Regions from separate parts of the Mus musculus genome. Here region 1 is linked to region 2. A link is a loop called in an ENCODE intact Hi-C map of the cell type or tissue named here. Cell type or tissue: left cerebral cortex. All regions are shown on one strand. Each heading gives the region's core, and the rest is flanking DNA. Links, peaks and the distances in the headings are about the cores only. Region 1 overlaps Gak (cyclin G associated kinase). Region 2 overlaps Pigg (phosphatidylinositol glycan anchor biosynthesis, class G).

Evidence for each region. Hi-C counts contacts between places; a loop is a spot of excess contacts. Peaks named below come from ENCODE experiments on the same cell type or tissue, not always from the same donor. Only the 100,000 strongest peaks of a DNase experiment are listed, where the experiment ranks them.
Region 1: a loop joins it to region 2, with 2.2 times the contacts of the local background. A loop is called at or near these places in 2 of 42 quality-filtered maps.

Annotation. Positions count from the first base shown.
Region 1 is chr5:108,586,021-108,591,401 of GRCm38, forward strand. Gak (cyclin G associated kinase) reads right to left here. Exons shown (of 28, transcript NM_153569.2): 18 at 5,125-5,204. Among named protein-coding and RNA genes, the nearest start is that of Cplx1, 39 kb to the left of the region's middle. In left cerebral cortex, for the core only: no CTCF peak of the experiment used is centred there; a DNase peak (open chromatin) is centred at 3,166.
Region 2 is chr5:108,332,620-108,338,000 of GRCm38, forward strand. It overlaps Pigg (phosphatidylinositol glycan anchor biosynthesis, class G), which reads left to right. Exons shown (of 13, transcript NM_001310689.2): 8 at 65-346; 9 at 3,485-3,942. Among named protein-coding and RNA genes, the nearest start is that of 9330198I05Rik, 20 kb to the right of the region's middle. In left cerebral cortex, for the core only: no CTCF peak of the experiment used is centred there; no DNase peak of the experiment used is centred there.

The DNA of each region.
Region 1 (5,381 bases), core at 58-5,057, 250 kb after region 2:
CATAAATCTAAGACTTCCAGGATTTAACCATTATAAGCTAGAAACAAGGCTTGCTGAAGGCTCGGGGAGGCAACCTGGGCTGTGAGAAGAGGGATAGGCAGGGAGTAGAAAGAGGGGAGGCCATGCGGTCTTCAGACACCAGAGGAATGTGGGGAGCAGAGGAGGCTGGGCTAGGCCACCCTGCAGGCAGCAACTTTAGCCATTTTAGGAACTGTCCCCATGTGGTAGTTCCACACTGCTCCAAGAAATCCTCCCTTCTAAACACTCAGAGTCAAAACCATACTCATTTGCCACCCAATAACTTTTACATTATACTAAGTTTTGTACCTATCAACACCACTGCCAACAAAATCTAAGAAACACATATAGCAACGGTGATCCACTTTCAGGGTCTCCCGGGTGTCAAGGGAGGCCACATACTCTTGGTCCTAAGGGAGCCTCTGAATCGGTGTGATTCTGTAGTTACCAATTACCACTGTGTAAGGAAAGCTGGGGAGAGCAAAGTGGTTATGTGGGTGGCAAAGCAATGGTTCGCTTCATTTACTATTATAAAAAAGCATGCAGATGAGCCCGCAATGTTTTAGACCCCTACTTTACTACTTCGTGCCTAGGATGCAACCCTCTGCACACTGGAGAGCACAGCACAGGGCAGGGCAAGATGGCTCTGTGACAGGGTTTCCCTCCATATGTATCTTTCCACTGGGATATAACTTAATAACTACAGCAGCTAGGCTTATACGCAGCTGATGGCTACAGGGAGGAGAGGCTGAAACTTGCCATCAATGAGGATGGAAGAACAAGACAGGAGAGCCCACGGAGAGTGTTCTGTACACTTGGCAAGCTCAGCCTCTAAGACAGGTTGATGAGTTCTGGGGACAGGTCATTTCTTACTTCCCTGCCCAACTGACCTTGAGACTGCCCAGCCTAGCCGGCAGGGCAGTGAGGGCACAATGAGGGTGTGTGAGCAGGGGGGAGGGAGCTGGGTTTCAAGTCACAGGGCTTCAGAGGCCCTGGAAGCTAGATGACTAGATACTGGTATGTCTAGATACTGGTATGTCTAGATACTGGTATGTCTAGATACTGGTATGTCTAGATACTGGTATGTCTAGATACTGGTATGTCCAGGCTCCAATGGGGAGTGAAGGGGACTCTCGCACAGGTAGTATCTTGTAAACAAACTTCTGATTTGCGTCATGACTGTAGCATAGTATGATGAAATCCCCCTTGGACCCTCATTCAGTCACAGGATACCTTCAGATCTCCTGTGTATCCCACGGCCAGACTGACTCACTCAGGCTCATCTGATGGTGGTGTTCCCAATTCTTTTCTACCACTACAGTCCAGCCGCTCTGTAGAGCAATCCTGCTGCACATGTATGTATGCTTCTCTTGTCAATGCTCTTGCCTTACTGCAGGCTTATATAGCCAGTATACTCAAATAAAACAAATTTCTGTGGTCTGAAGTATCCCCCAAACGTAAGCAACAGTGGACACTTCAAAAAAAGAGAAATCAGGGCTGGTGAGATGGCTCAGTGGTTAAGAGCACTGACTGCTCTACCGAAGGTCCGGAGTTCAAATCCCAGCAACCACATGGTGGCTCACAACCATCCGTAAAAAGATATGACTCTCTCTTCTGGTGTGTCTGAAGACAGCTACAGTGTACTTACATATAATAAATAAATAAATTTAAAAAAAAAAAAAGAGAAATCAGGTTTTTTTTTCAGTTACTGAGGTTTGAAAAACTGAAGTTATTGTATAAAAGTTCTATATAATGATTTGCTTACTTGTTCTGCTTGCCAAAAAAAAAAAAAAAAAAAAAAAAAGAAAAAGAAAAAGAAAAGGAAAAAGAAAAAAGAAATGACATCAACTGTAATTTATCCATTCTGTGATTGGGTATCCACAAATATATGGATGGTCTGCTGCTGCCTCACTGGCCCTTCAGTACACTACACCTCTACACTGCCATCTCTCAAAGCATTTCACCTTGTCACTGATAGTAATAGATCTTTAGCCTACATTTGTGTGGTGGGTTCCATCACTTTTAACCTTTTTAAGTCTTCACATATATACTTCTAAAACTTGGCTCCTGTAAACTACACACATTTGAGGTCTAATTTTTTAGCTGGGTTGTTTACTTAACAACTCCAATATTTTGTATATCTGGAGTCAGACCAACACACTAGGGATGAACCTGTTGCTGTATTGCTTGTCTTCCTTCCATCTCTTTTAGTTCTGTTTCTTCCTTTCTTCATTCTGATCTTACCTATATTAAATTATATTTTGTGTTCCACACTTCATCTCCTCTATCTTTATTAAGCTCATTATTGCTTCCTGTGGAATCATAACATACTTCCTTGACTTGCAATTATCACATTGCTGACTTTTGAGCCTCAGAGATCATTTCATAGCTTGACTCTTTGGTGCTGCTGTTAGGTATTTTACTACAAACAAATCTCGTTCTTTCTTTTTCCCTCCCCACCCCCTTTTATATTAGATAGGATCTTTCTACACAATCCGAACTGTATTGGAACTTGCTATGTAAACCAAGTTGGCCTTGAACTCACACAAATCTGACTACTTCTGCCACCCAAATGCTGAGACTTAAAGGTGTGCACCACCATTTCCAGTTCCAAACAAATCTTAAATCCAATGCTAATGAGTGATTTCCGATGTGTTAGGTAGTGAACACACACCTAATTTTTACTCACTACAGTGAGCATCCCAATTTTCCTCATGTCTTATAGCTAGTTTCAGGCTTGCTTCTAGTTTGTTCTGTCTGCCCTTTGGTACTAAACTGCCTCTGTTTCCCTGAACACATCTGCTAAACTAATCACACCATACAAGGTCACTTTCCCTAGATACAGAATCTTTATATTTCCATCACTCCTAAGATGATACTGCCCTGACTCCTGGCTCCTAGCTCTTCAGTTCATTGACAGATGTTAGCCTTGCCACTATGACAATCATGGCATCTCCCTACCAGGTGCTTTCAGCAATTTAACCATGTTCTGAGGCAAGGGTTTCTCTTTTTGTTATTTGCAAACACTGTGCGGTATGTACAGCCCTGACACCTCATTGGCAGATGTCGGCTATTTTTCCTGGAGCTGAATCTGCTCTTCTCCTTTGCCTTCAGACCTGACATTTATCTGTCTTTTCAGATCCAGTCTTTCTTCACCTCCTCTGTGCTCAGTCTAAAGAATATATTCTTTACAATAAACTGTGACTGTTCTGCTGCCAAGACAATTCCCACATTCTTCACGTCAGCTGTGTTTTCAGTTTAGAAATCATATCTGCCTTGTCTCCACATTCTAGGTCTGCTGAAATGCTCCATTTTCACCTCTGATTTCTTTTTTAAAATTTATTATATTTTAATATATTTAATTTATTTGTGTGTGTGTGCATGCACACAAGAGTTACAACCTGAATTAAGAAATCAGAGAATAACCTGCACAGGCTTGGTTTTTCCTTCCACCCTATTGGTGCCTATAATCAAACTCAAGTCATCAGGCTTCGTAACAAGCACCTTTATTTTCAGAGCCATCTTGCTGGCCCTCTCTTTGACTTCCTGAATATACTGTCTTGATCCATTTTCTGTTGCTGTAATAATATCATAGCTGATTCAGAGGAAATAAAGGCGTATGCTTTTCATGGTTCTGAAGGCTGAGAGGTCGGAGACTGGGGCTGTATCTGGTGAAGGCTTCTTGACTGGCAGAAGCACTGTAGGGTCCTAGTTGGCTCTGAGCCTCATATGGCCAGATACAGTGTCCTATCCCAGGCTTCTTCCTCTTATATAAACTACAGTCCTATGTTCATGGCCTCATTTAATCTTAAGAGCCTTCCAAAAGCAAGACCCAGACACCATAGTCAGATAAAGTCAGCAGGCCTCTTAATAACTCTCAATGGGAATTAAATTCCAGCATGAACTTGGTGGAGGCATTCAAACTACTGCAATACTAATCAGAACTATTAAAAAATTTTGTTTATTAACTCTAATACCTGAATCATATAACTTCTGCCTCCATTTTCTTGGTCTTCAATCATTTTGTCTTTTTCAAAACAAAACAAAACAAAACAAAACAAAACAAACAAAACACTGACCATGCTTCTGTGACGGTTGAAACTACAGAAATTACTGTCTGCAAGAAAAAGAATGAGGCACCTGCAATCTCAGCACATATAAAACTGAGGCTGGAGGATCAACATGCCTGGGTAACATAGTTGGTATGAGTCTAAGCTACAGAGTAAGAGACCTTGTGTCAAACAAATAAAGAGTAAGGTATTACTATCAAAAAGATACAAATGCAAGAGATTAGCAAACACCATATATACACCTACATAGTCTCCTGGAGTTGTGACCTGTGGCATGCTCTGTCTAGTGCTTCCACTGGGGGAATGCAAAGAACAAGAACACAACACGGCAGGGGGCATAGCCCTGGTAACTCTCTGCTCATGCCTGGAACCCTCATTTCCTTTTACCCAGGGCTGATGAATGTGCTTGATGATGAGGAGAGTCCACCAGCAAGACCCACACAGGTGAATCTGAAAATAGATCATGATGCTTATAGGCGATACCAACAACCTTGAAGTGGTCAGTGATGCCAGCTGTTTACCACAAGCTAGAGCCTATTGCTAGAACCCAATATACAGATTACTATCCCACAAGTCCTGTCACCTAAGGAGTCATTCTTCTGTAGTGTCCTCTCCTATGTTTGTCTATAAAAGCAGACTAAGTTTCTAGAAGGTAGGACCAGAACATTATTTCCCAACACTGTACTGAGCAAAGAAACAAATATAGAGTAAACTTTGCTACACCACTGGTTGGTTATACCACATCCAGACTTAACTGGCTAAATTCTAAAAAATAATAAAAAAAAAAATGCATAAGGTCAGTCCAAAGGCATCATGTACCAAGTGGAAGATAACTTGGGTCCTTCGTAAACTGTGAGGGACAGGAAACACACACAGGCTCAGGGCCCAGGTTCAGCTTTACAATCAGCATCACGTGGTAGGTCTCTCACTTGCTAGCCTTTTTTTTTTTTTTTGACTGACCCATATGCATGTGTTCAGCTAGTGGTTCTGGGTACCTGTCCCTCTCCAACAGCAGCACAGTGCAACACCAACATACTTTGCAAATTTCACAGTGGTTGCGTTTCGAGGCACGAACCCAGTGTGGAACTGGATCTGGAACATTTTCATGGACGCCATCTACAAGAAGACCAGCAGGAGACGCATTCAGAGTGCATACTAACTCTGGATCAGAGTTCTTCCCCAAGAATATGAGCTGCCAGATTGGGTCCAACTAATCTGTCCTTCTCAACAGAATTCAAGGACAGATAGGGTGACACTATCTGGAAGCTGGGCCCTGCCAAATGCTTGGTGTGA
Region 2 (5,381 bases), core at 154-5,153:
GGCTAATTCGAGTGGACTTTCCTATCCCTGGGCGTCCCTGTTCACCCTTGATCTTCTTTTTCAGGTTCTCGCCCTGTTCCTCCTTAGCACTCCACATGTGCTGTGCAGAAAGGCTGAGCTGGATGTTCCTCTGTTGTCGCCTGTGTTTTCGCTGCTCTTTTACTTGGTGTTTTTGGTTCTTTCGGCCATTCATGTCCTGGTGTGCACCTCATCTGAGAGCTCGTGCTACCTCTGTAGCCTCTCGTGGCTGGCAGTGGGGGCTGTGATGCTACTTGTGTCTGCGCTGTTCTGTGCAATTTTGTCTGCTCTTATCAGGATGGTCATTGACAGCACTCTGCTGAAGAAGGTATATGATGTGGTCCTTGTGGGTGGGCTTTTGTTTTGTTTTGCTAGCTAATCTTTCACTAATACAAATTGGTTGAAAATCTTGTATGTACCAGCATTGCAGTGCTGCAGTGCTTTGAAAGACCAAACATCATATAGACTGCAGGAGAAAGACCTAAGCATATCTCCCCAGGCTTCTGTGCATCGTTGTCTATAATATTCTGTTGTGTAGTCAGGTCATATGCTTTTACTCTCAGCTGGAAAGAGCTGGACTGGACCAGAGGTGATAATGGGGCTTCTGGATGTAGAAGACAGAGAGCATGTGTAAACTCAGAATCTCTGGGTTTCAAATGATGGACAGTGAACAGGTGGCCATTCAAGAGGCTCCCGGGGAAGTTTGATCCCTTGTTGATCTGTTGTGCCTTACCAAGCTTTCTTTTCAAGGCTTACATTTTTCTATGAACTTCTTGGTCTCTGGCAACCTTTGCTTATTAGGCAGGTGATGTGTGAAGTGATGTGTGATGGAGCAGTGTGAAGGAGCTGTGTGGTTGTATTAGAGCCCACAGTATCTAGGCCCTGGGATTGAGGAAGCCTGAGCAGTGGCTTTGGCTCCACCCAGAATACCTTGTCCTTCTGCTCCCTTTCCTATCACAGGGCCTTCGAGGATCCCCTGTTGTGTGTCTGGGTCTAGGCACAGTCTCTTTAGGAACTTTCTGGGTTAGTAGTGCTTCTCTGTGTACATTGCTATACATAGCTAACAGTTACCAGAACGATAAGTGACAAGAACGTCTTCATATTAAACTTGTGTGTGTGTTTGTATACCCCATAGTGCACATGTGGAGGTCAGAGGACAACTTGTGAGACTCAGTTCTCTTCTACCTTTTGTGTCCTGAGAATAGGACTCAGATCATCAAGTTTGGCAGCAAATGCCTATACCTGCCAAGCTATCTCATCAGCCCTTGAACTGTTTTTTTTTTTGGTTTTTTCATAAAGAACAACATTTACTTGGGGCTGGCTTACAGGTTCAGAGGGTCAGTCCATTATCAGCAAGCATAGGGAGCGTCCAGGCAGGCATGGCGCAGGAGGAGCTGAGAGTTCTACATCGTCATCTGAAGGCTGCTAGTGGAAGACTCACTTACAGGCTGCTAGGGTGAGGGTCTTAAGCCACACCCTCAGTGCCATGCCTATTCCAACAAGGCCATACCTCCTAATAGTGCTACTCCCTGGGCCAAGCATATACAAACCATCACATTCTACTCCCTTGCCCCCATAGGCTTGTTCAAACACATGAGTCTATAGGGGCCATATCTAACCATAGCATAATAAAACGTACATTTAGTACAACTTTCAAAGTTCCCATTGTCTATAGCAGTCTCGACAATGTTAAAAGTCCAAAGTTCAAATTCTCTTCTGAGATTTATCTAATCACTCAACTATAATCTCCTAAGCTAGACAGGAAGCCAGCTGGGCAAGCTCCAAACATCTCCATGGCTGATGTCAAAGTGGTCTTCAGGTCTCCACTCCTTTTTCATTTTTGTTGACTGCAACAAACTGCTTTCTGCTGGGCTGGTTCCACTCCCTATTAACAACTTTCCACAGCAGATAGCCCATGGCTCTGGATTCTCAAACATCTTGGGGTCTCCAGGACAACTTCAATGTTAAAGTTTCTTGTTTCAATGTCTGGGATCCACACATGATCTGGGGGGCTGGTGTCACTGCCCCAGGTCTGCCCTCTGTAGCACTCTAAGCTCAGGTCGATCCACTTCACTGCTGCTGCTGTTCTTGGTGATCATCCCATGGTACTGGCATCTCCAATATGCTGGATTCTTCTGCTGCAACTAGGCTTCACCAATAGCTTTTCATAGACGCTCTTCATGGTGTCAAGCCTCAGATCCTTTGCATGACTCCTTCAGCCCTGGGCCATTAACTGCAACTGAGGTTGCACCTTCACCAATGGTCTTCCATGGCCTCTCACAGTGCCAGGCCTCAGCTGCTCTTTATGACCCCTTCATGCCTTCCAAACCAGTACCACCTGGGTAACTCTTACACATTACCAAGTACAGCTGCAGCATGAGGTACAACCATGGCTATCTCTGGAACACAGCTTCTTTGTGCTCCCAGAAATCACTTCCCACAAGATTTCACCTCAGTGATGCTGATCTCTTCTTAATCACCGCCAATTTCTTAGCTCCAGCTAACCAGCATCAATTGTCCCAATAGTCTCCTTCTCCTCTTGACAATAAAGCCAGAGCCAAATGACCAAAGCTGCTGAGTTCTGCTTCCTGGGGCTGGAACTTGGCTCCTTTGTTTTATGACATTATCAGCAGCTTTCTGTTTTCAAACTCTTCACTGCCTAAGCTTAGCTGTCTTGGAACTTGTTCTGTAGACCCCCTTGAGCTGTTTTTAAGTTACTAATTTGGGTTGCTTATTTCTTTATTACTGTGACAAAATATCTGATATCAATAATTTAAGGGAGGAAAGATTGACTTTAGCTCACAGTTTAGATGTAAAGTGTCAGTCCAAGTCTGGTTGGTTCCATTACTATGGGCCTGTGTTAAGGCAGAAACATCTCAGTGGAAAAAAGGCTTAGCTGTAAAAAGCTGCTTACTCGTCAGCTGATAAGCAGTGAGAAGAAAGAGGAGAGAATGGGAGTGGAGAGTTGTACCTTCTTAGTCTAGTCACCTCTCAGTAGTAGGGGCCAAGCTCATGACATATGGATTTTCCCCCTTTGTGGGAGAAGAAATATTTCATATCTAAATGATAACGTGATTTAAGAGACAGTGTCCTGTTGCCATCACTTTGTAGTGGCAGCTGTGCAGTCCTGGGGAAATTGATGTCATGCTGGGAATGTGACAGTTGGGTGGGATCTTCTGGGTAATTCTTTGGGACTTAGATCTATGGGTGAGGACACCTGACTAACATGTTATGTCCATGTCCTCCTGGTTAGCAAAAGAACATCTTGACCTCCTCTAGGCTGTGCTGCAGGAAGAGGGACCATGCTTCCAATGCAAGAGGTTCCCTCCACAGTAGGCAGTTTGGATGGGAAGACAGCAAGTGTCTATCAGGAGGCCTTTTCACTGTGGGCAAAGGATATTCTACATGTAGGGTGATATACATAATGTTCACGTTATCGCTCACACACTGCATTTCCTTCTGGCAGAATGCAGCTGATGCCAGCTCAGGGTGGTCAGAGGTGAACCTCCTTCTTCTTCTGGGCACAGTGGGCCATGTTCTGAGCCTGGGAGCCAGCAGCTTCGTGGAGGAAGAGCACCAGACGTGGTATTTTCTTATTAATACTCTGTGCCTGGCTCTGAGCCAGGAAACCTGTAGGAGTTACTTTCTGGGAGATGAATGTGAACCCCAGCGTCACTCCCATGTGGAACAACAATGTGTGAATCTCCTTGCCTGTCCTCTGCAGGACAGCACAAGCTACAATACCCCTGAGTCTGGCACGGCAGGTAAACGGGTCTCCCTTCTGGAAGCACAAGGAAGCTGCAAATGGTGGACAGTGCTGGCAAGTCCATGGCTGGTGCTGCTCTGCTGTCGGCTGCTGCGGTCCTTGAACCAGACAGGGGTGCAGGGAGCGCATCGCCCCGACTTTAGCCACTGGCTTACCAGGTGAGCATGACCCATGGGCTGGAACCCTTTGCAACTGAATAGTTACATAGTCTTTTTCTACATTTCGTCCTTTTAAAAATATATATTAAGATTAAGATAATACTGGAGATCTTAAAAAACAAAGAAAATATACCCCATAAAGGTAAATAGAGACTAACTTAATATATTTGATTTATTAATGCTGAATCAGACTAATTGTTAATGATGAGTTTTAAAATGATCATTGTAAAGATGTAACTCTGGGATCAAGTCCATGGTGGCTTTTTGCACACTGCTGCCCGATGACAAGAGGACAAGGTCAGTAGGCAAAAGGTTCTAGTCTCTGGAGCACCTTTGCCTTCGGATTCTCCTTTCTTTTCACGCATCCTTAGAGGGAGAAGTGTATAGCAGATCCCTCAACATCTCCTGAGCCTTCTACTGAGGCTACAGAGGCAGAGAGAGATGTAGATGGGGGTAGATGGAGAGGGTTTGAAGAGGAGCTTGAAGTAAATGGAAGAAACTGAGTCTGACAAAGTCAAGACCAGGCTGTTTTAACTGTCTGACAACAAAGACTCCAGCTAAAGTAAACGAACAGCAAAATAAGACTGTTGAGAGGAACACACAGCTGCAGAGCTGTATAAAATCTCAGTGCAGAGGGTGAGAAGGACACCTGATAGCTAGTGCTTGGGAAAGTTCAGGTTGATAGTGTGTTGTGAATTTGTACCTGTATAGTGCAGAAACAAAAACAAATGATATTGCCCAGACCTTACAAGTGTGCAGACCTGGAAGTGTGCATCAAAAAAAGAGTCTGGTTTCTCCAACCAAGAGGTTTTCGTGGAGAATTCCACCAAGTATTAACTAGCTTTTCAAACTCTCCTAATCCCACAATCACAACTGGCATCTTTGAAGTTCCTGCCATGAACTTGCACAACAGCTCTGGGAAAACATCTCTATATGCTCCCCACCTTGGAGTTCAGGAAACAAAGAGGGAACAAGGCTTGCTGATAAACCGTATCTCCTCAGCCCAGGCATAAAGTGCTTGATGTGTTAAGGAGTTCCAGGTCCTAGAAAAACATAGTAGTGGGCATGTGTTATTTCTCTGAAAATGTGAAGCATTTGGTGCCCTGCATGCCTTCTCACGTGTGCTGCCTCCTGCACCTAAGACGTCTTCTTCTTGAATTGCTGGGCCATTCCTATCAGCTGTAAAAGGCCATTTTATAACTCCCATTAGTCGCCCACTTCAAAGCTGTCTTAGTTAAATATCACTTCTCTATGGTGGTATTCAGCATTCCAGAGGGATGCCTAGGATGTACTAGCATAGCAGAGACTTCCAGAGTGAGGCCTATAGTTTTAAATCAAATTATCTCTTCCCATCCTGAAACAGTCCTCTCTCTCTCTCTCTCTCCCGCCCCTCTCTCTTTTGTGTGTGTGTTTTGAGACAAGGTCTTGCTCTGTATTTT